2 separate regions of the Homo sapiens genome follow, and region 1 is linked to region 2. A link is a contact called in ENCODE Hi-C or POLR2A ChIA-PET data. All regions are on one chromosome and are shown on one strand. Each heading gives the region's core, a stretch centred on a gene start or an enhancer-like site at or near the end of the contact. The rest is flanking DNA. Distances are from core to core; before and after follow the strand shown.

What was found. Hi-C counts contacts between places; a loop is a spot of excess contacts on that map. ChIA-PET counts read pairs that join two places held with the same protein, here RNA polymerase II (POLR2A). Pooled maps may share reads with other maps.
Region 1: a pooled map shows a loop between it and region 2 (3-fold over the local background). The contact joins the promoter of MYB here to the enhancer-like site in region 2. A Hi-C loop is called at or near these places in 1 of 50 pooled maps. POLR2A ChIA-PET finds 5 or more read pairs at or near these places in 4 of 52 experiments (WTC11, activated CD4-positive, alpha-beta T cell, activated T-cell and 1 more).

The regions. Positions count from the first base shown.
Region 1 is chr6:135,179,980-135,183,219 of GRCh38, reverse strand. MYB (MYB proto-oncogene, transcription factor) reads right to left here and starts at 1,912. Exons shown (of 16, transcript NM_001130173.2): 1 at 1,684-1,912. The coding sequence starts at 1,706. RefSeq lists silencers at 665-744, 1,794-1,843, 1,904-2,123, 2,194-2,243, 2,684-2,793 and 2 more.
Region 2 is chr6:134,907,613-134,911,062 of GRCh38, reverse strand. No RefSeq gene overlaps it. Among named protein-coding and RNA genes, the nearest start is that of ALDH8A1, 41 kb to the left of the region's middle. Within about 2 kb of position 1,867, at least 19 of the 41 ENCODE cell types and tissues checked have a DNase peak (open chromatin) inside an H3K27ac peak, as active enhancers do.

The sequences.
Region 1 (3,240 bases), core at 663-3,162, 270 kb before region 2:
CTTCCCCTGAGGCAGGTTCAAGGCTCCCGCCCCTCCCAGCCGCCTCCCCTCTGGGCTACCTGGAGCCTCAGGGAACCTGCGCGGCCCCGCCCCGCGGGGGCGGCCGAGACCTCGGGGCGCGGAGCCGCTGCCGCGCCTCCTCCCAGCACCCCTGCCCGACTCCCTCCTCCTGCTGCCAGTTTCAGCTCTCGAAAAAAAAAAAAAAAAAAAAAACAGATGACCCCGGTAGCTGTCCTGTGAAGTCCTAAAGGCGAAAAGTGGAGCCCTCGAGGGGCAGCACACCGTCCTGCGCGGCCAGGCTCCGGAGTAGGCATAGGGAGCCCGGAGCTCCCCCAAGTCGCCCTCTCGTCCCCAGAGCCCAACCAAGCCCCGGCGCTGCTCCCCGCCCAGCCCAGCCCGCGGGTGCTGCTGCAGGGTCTCCACCCACGCTCTTTGCAACTTCCCAGCGCCGCGCGGGGACCAGCGCCCGCAGGCTCAACAACAAACCAGTAGGAGAAAATCAAACAATCTAAGGAAAGGCGAATGGATTTGCTTTGCCTCCATGGACTTCGCCTTAGAACTCCTTCGCGAGGGTCTGTCCGGTCACCGCGCCTCGGCCGGGGCGACCTAAGGCGGCTGAAGGAGGGTGCGAGAAGGCGCGGCGACCTCAGCCGCATCCACGTGTGCGCGCCGCGCAGGGACCTTTCGCCTGGGGGCAGAGCCCGCGGGGATCGCGTCCCGGTTGCGCGGCAGCGGCCTTGGGTGCTGCCGGCCTCTGTCCCCTTGAGCCGAGTGGCGACTGCGACGGCTGCCGAGCTAGCCCTGGCACCCGCCGCTCGCAGGGAGCCCCGGCGTGTGCTGCTGGGAAAGTCCAGAGGCCGGTGGAGACTGGGGAACGAGCAACTGACAGTTCGGACGAGGATTTCCCTCCTCCTCCTCCTCTCCCTCTTCCCATCTGTCCGGCCAAAAATGTGAAGGGACTGCACCCATCTTCCCGGCGAGCCTCCCTAAGTGCAGTGACATGTGCGACGGCGGCGCGTGTGGGTGCGCGTGCAATGTTTGCAGTGGAAGTAAAAGCCTTTCAGAGAAAAATGATTCGAACCTCCAAAACCAGGTCTTAAGACAATTTGCAAAAGTAGAGACCCCTTTATCCCCCTAAAATCTGCTTTTCAGCCGCCTGTCAGCTGACACTGGTCCTCGCCTCCATAAAGAATGAATGAAATTTAAATGAACTACCTGCAGCTACTAAACAATCCAGCATTTTCCCTGTATCTGCCATATGCTCTGCACTTCCAAGTCCAAACATATCTCAATGCATCCAGCAATTACGCTGCGGATCCCTCGCCGACACCCGCGGCATCAAGCCAGGCACCTGGTGGGCTCCCCGGGGCTGGTGGGCACCGCTCTGCCCTCGGCTGGAACGTGCTTTCTTTTTCCCCCTAAAGAAAAATGTATCCCCATGCAACTTGCAAAATGAGCCGCAGGGCGTGCTTCCCAACGTCCGGATACATTTCCCGCAAAGACTCTTCCATTCATCAGTCTCTGGAGCGGCTTCTGCTGCCGAGGCAGGGGCTCCAGGTCCTCGGAGGGTCTGACAGCCCCTCAGATGATCCCGGAACGAATTCCCACCTGCTCCCGGGAGCCTGGCGCCCCGCGCGCCCCCGCGCGCCCCCGCCCTCGGCCGCCCGCCCGGCTCCCCGTTACCTGTGCCGGGGTCTTCGGGCCATGGCGCGGCGGGCGCGGGGCTCCGCCGAGAGCCGCGGGGACCGCACCGGGCTGCCGCCTCCCGCTGCCCGCCGCCTGCCTGCGTCCCTCCCCGGCTGCGCAGCGGCGCTCCGCACCGCTGGGGCGAAGTTTCTCAGGAGAAAGAGGAGGAGGAGGTCACGGAGGAGGAGGAGAAGGAGGAGGAGGAAACAGGTTGATATTAAAGTGTAAACTCTGTAAACAGAGATGCCATCAAACAAAGAGCTTTGGACACTCCCCCTCCCGCCAAATCTGGCGCCCCTGCAGTGCGCACGCGCCCTGCCCGCCGCCTCCGCGGTCGCCCTGGCTGCCGCCCGCGGGGCTGCCGGGCTGGCCGGGTCGCCGCTCCCATTCGGCGCTCGCGCCGCCGCGGTGCGCCTAGCGCGCCGCGAGGCCCGGGAGGCGCGCGGGCAGGGAGCCCGGGGCCAGGGAGGGGTGGCCGGGGGCCGCGACGGCGCCTTTTCCTGAGCAAACCCCGCTCCCGGGTCGCGGCGGCGCCGACCCGCGCCCAGTCCCGCCGCCTCCCCTCCTCCCTGGCTGCCGCACCGCGGTCGCCCGGCTCCGCGTGCTCCCGGGCAGCGGGACCAGAGCTCCTCCAGCTCCCACTCACTGTCGCGGGGGCGGCAAGCGGTGGGGGGAAATTCCCGCACAGAAGATTGGATTTTCGTCAAGGTTTACAACTGTGCCCTCTGGAGACGGGGAAATTAGGAGTTGGAGGAGTAGGGGATGTGAGCATATGTATTCATAGGCTGTTTGGCTAGGGTTTTTTTTCCTTCTTCTTAAATAAATAACATCTCTAATTTAACTTGTTAGTGACAAAGGACGCTTCAATACAAGTGGGCGGCAACCATCACCGCTCACTAATGGAGCGCCCCAGCGGAGCTTTCACTCCCCTCCCGGATCCTGCAGCCGCCACCGTCGTATTGTCACATGTCCTTCACTCTCACCCCAGCACACACCCGGGCCCCACCCACCCCGCCCCGCCCGGCCCAGGCGGTGCCCACCGCACACCTTTGCTCCCCTCCCTGCACAGAGCGCGCACCCTGGATTGCACACCTGCAAAAAAAAAAAAAAAAAAAAAAAAAAAAAAAAAATACACGGGGGTCCAGACAGCCCGCCCCTAGCAGAACTCAGGAAACCCCACGTTTGCATGCATGGTTTTAGAAGTAAAACAGTTTGTGATTTTGGAGGTCGGTATCCCTGCTTAGTGTCATTTGAGGGCTCTATTTTACGAGATAAAAGTCAGCAAAGGCTTTCGTGTTGTTTAATGAGGGTCTCCAGAAGTAAAGGAAGAAGATAAGTGCTGAATTTATAAGGATTGATGACTGGGGGGATTTTAGGGGAGTTTTAGTTTTACTTCCGTTTATAGATTAGAACCATTGGGGATTTTTTTTTCATTCTCTGTACACACTAATGTATTTTTCCTTTAATCTTTTAGGAGTTTGAGACTTCTGCTGACTGGGTTTGTGGGTGTCCCATGTGCCCCAGCAGTTCAAACTTAGCTCAGAAAGCATTTTT
Region 2 (3,450 bases), core at 618-3,117:
TAACCTCTAAGGCAATCAAAATAGAATATAATTAGCTATCTATTGCTGCCAGGGCTTAAACCATTTTTCCAAATTGTGTTTGCCAAGACAAAAGGAGGTATTTTCTGTAGTACAGGAGAGGTGAATGAGAGGATGAGTGGGTTGAACAGTCCTGAGTAATTATTGCATTTATTTAGGTTTCTGCAGCTATCTATCAGGCCCTTGGCTTATGATAGCAAATGATAATGAACAGTCAAAAGGCAGAAATAGCAACATTCACCCTATCATGACACAGGGACATTATATTCTTTTTATACACAATACAGTGCAAAGGTTCAGGGAGAGCGAGAAGTATGACCTGAAGCCATTTTTCCACTACTCATCATTTTTGACAGTTACAAGAAATCCAGAGAAGGGATTTTCTTGTCTAATTATTTCTAACCTTAAAGTTCAGGGAGTCAGTCTTTCTCAAGATTAGGATTCACTAAATACATCCTGAGGAAAGGGTGCAGTACATGTTCTGCGAATACTGTCCAGGAGCTGTGAACTCTCTCCCTTTATTTAGGATATCAGAGGAAGGGGCAGGAGAGGGGAGGAGAGTTCAGTCATCTCAGCTTGAAGCAAGTGCTCGGTAAGCACTTTGGTATCGCTCCCAAGGGGGACTGTATCACTTCCATCCCAATGACTGAACTCGACCTGAATGCAGACCGCTGAGTCCAAGTCCCAAGTCTCAGGACCCCAGGAGTTACTAGAAAGAAACGCTCAGAGCTGCTTTCTGGTAGATTATTAGTGGGAGAATACATTTCCCCTAAGATACCTAAAATCAATGCAAAGAGGACCTCAGAAGTATGTATTTTGCTGAACTTGAAACATCAGAGAAATTGTTCAAAAATCCCCTGAAGAGATAAATATGCTGATATTCAAATTTTTACCTATCTTGATGATTCTCACATGCTTTGATTTCTCAAGGATGTTGCATGAAAATCATTTTTCCTCTATTAGAAATTCATGAGCGCCTGCTGCTTACTTCCCAGCGGCAGTCCTTGGGACCTGGTATGTGGGCACTTTAAAAAGATGCTTCAGGAGAGCATTTTATGCTCTGTGCAGGGACCTGCTCCTGCAGGCAATTGGCACGTGTAGTCACAGAGCCCGAAGCTCTGGGGCTGTCACATAAATTGCACAGAGTCAGAGGCTGCTCCCCACACAGCAGCCCAACCACCCCAGATGGCCCCACTCTACCTTCAGTCCCCCAGGGAAGGGGTTTCCACCCTCTCCCGCCATTCACTATGTCTGAGCTTGAAATATTAAAATAGAGTACTTGTTTCACATATAACTCCAATTCCAACAGCTGTAATTAAGAACACATAGAGGCCAGCTGCTTATTATATGTAGGCAGGAGCTCCAAAATACTTAATCAGAATTTGCAATTAGTTGTCATTATCCTCAGAATACCTCTACTTCTTTGATGCTTGTATATTTCTATAGGTTCTGTATATTCTGCATTCTAGTTCTGTTTAGGAGTTGTTTGCTGTAAGATCCTTGGCAAGCCAATAAGCTTCTCCATGCCTCAGTTGTCCATCTGGCAGTGGGGAGAGAGCTACACAGGGTGATTTCAACAACCCTGGCAATTAACCTTGTTATGATTCAGTGACTCCATGAATCCCTAATATTCCGGGAGTATTTTTCAAGGCTTTGTTGGAAATTGTTGAGTCACACTGGAATGAACTGCCATTATGAGATGAGGTTGGAATGTTCTGATCGCTCCAAGGGTAAGACTGGACTGAGGAATGTGGAGGAGGGCTGCGACGAGGTGTGGGATGGGAAAGTCATCATCAGATGCGTGGAGCTGGCATATCCTAGGCCAACAGACAAGATTAGGCAGATTCCCAGCACCTGATGAATGGCCAGCTGCAATCAGAATTACGATTCTTCCCCGAAGAGCAAGCAGCCTATGATTTGTTTGGCAGAAGCCTCAGAGTCGTGATGATGATGATTTGCACCGGCCTTTGGGTGAGTCAGCGCTGACACGAGGCACCGACAAGCTTGGCAGCAGAGACTGACAGTGACTGTTCTGGACTGTTACACACATTTCAGAAGGCTTGCTGTAGATACCCAGGAACAAAATATCTTCCCCACACTACAAACTGAAACCCTCATGAACAAAGCCTGAAGTGAGAGGCTTGGCCCTGGGACATCTCAGGGGTGAATCCACCCTATATTAATGGAGTCATAGTCAGCTGCAGGCACCCCCAAGCAAAGGACGCTGGAAATTCCCAGAAGATAAGCAGATCTGAAGCAAGGACCAAGGGCTTTGAAACTTTCTTTTCTTTTCTTTCCTTCCTTCCTTTGTTTTTTTCAAGACGGAGTTTTGCTCTTGTCACCCAGGCTGGAGTGCAATGGTGCCATCTCAACTCACTGCAACCACCACCTCCCAGGTTCAAGCAATTCTCCTGCCTCAGCCTCTCACGTAGGTGGGATTACAGGCATGCACCACCGCGCCTGGCTAATTTTTGTATTTTTAGTAGAGACAAGGTTTCACCACTTTGGCCAGGCTGGTCTCGAACTCCTGACCTCAGGTGATCTGCCCGCCTCGGCCTCCCAAAGTGCTGGGATCATAGGTGTGAGCCACCGCGCCTGGCTGAAATTGTCTTTCAAAAGTCTGAGCTCAGTGGCTTATGGGAATATCTAACATGGATGGCCTGAAGGCAGGTGAATCATCCTAGACCAGCCCCCGGCACTCCCTGTGCCAGGCAGAAGGGAAAGAGTAGCGCAGTGGGAAGTTGGTTCCCAGGGGGTCTGCCTCTCCAGGTCTTCCTGCTGAACAGCCGGCAGCACTTCGGGCACGAGAGGACATTGTCCTCCTTTGACCTCACCTGGAGCAGGCTTTCCAGGTTGTCTCTGGGGAAGGTGTTTATTATTATTATAATAAAAAATATTTTATATTATATAAAAATATATATATTTTTATATATAAAATATATATAAATATAAAATATATATTTATATATAAAAAAATATATATAAAATATATATTTATATATAAAAAAATATATATAAAATATATATTTATATATAAAAATATATATAAATATAAAATATATATTTATATATAAAAATATATATAAATATAAAATATATATTTATATATAAAAATATATATAAATATAAAATATATATATATATAAATATATATAAATATAAAATATATATATATATAAAAATATATATAAATATAAAATATATATTTAGATATAAAAATATATATAAATATAAAATATATATTTAGATATAAAAATATATATAAATATAAAATATATATTTATATATAAAAATATATATAAATATAAAATATATATTTATATATAAAAATATATATAAATATAAAATATATATTTATATATAAAAATATATATAAATATAAAATATATATTTATATATAAAAATATATATAAATATAAAATATATATTTAT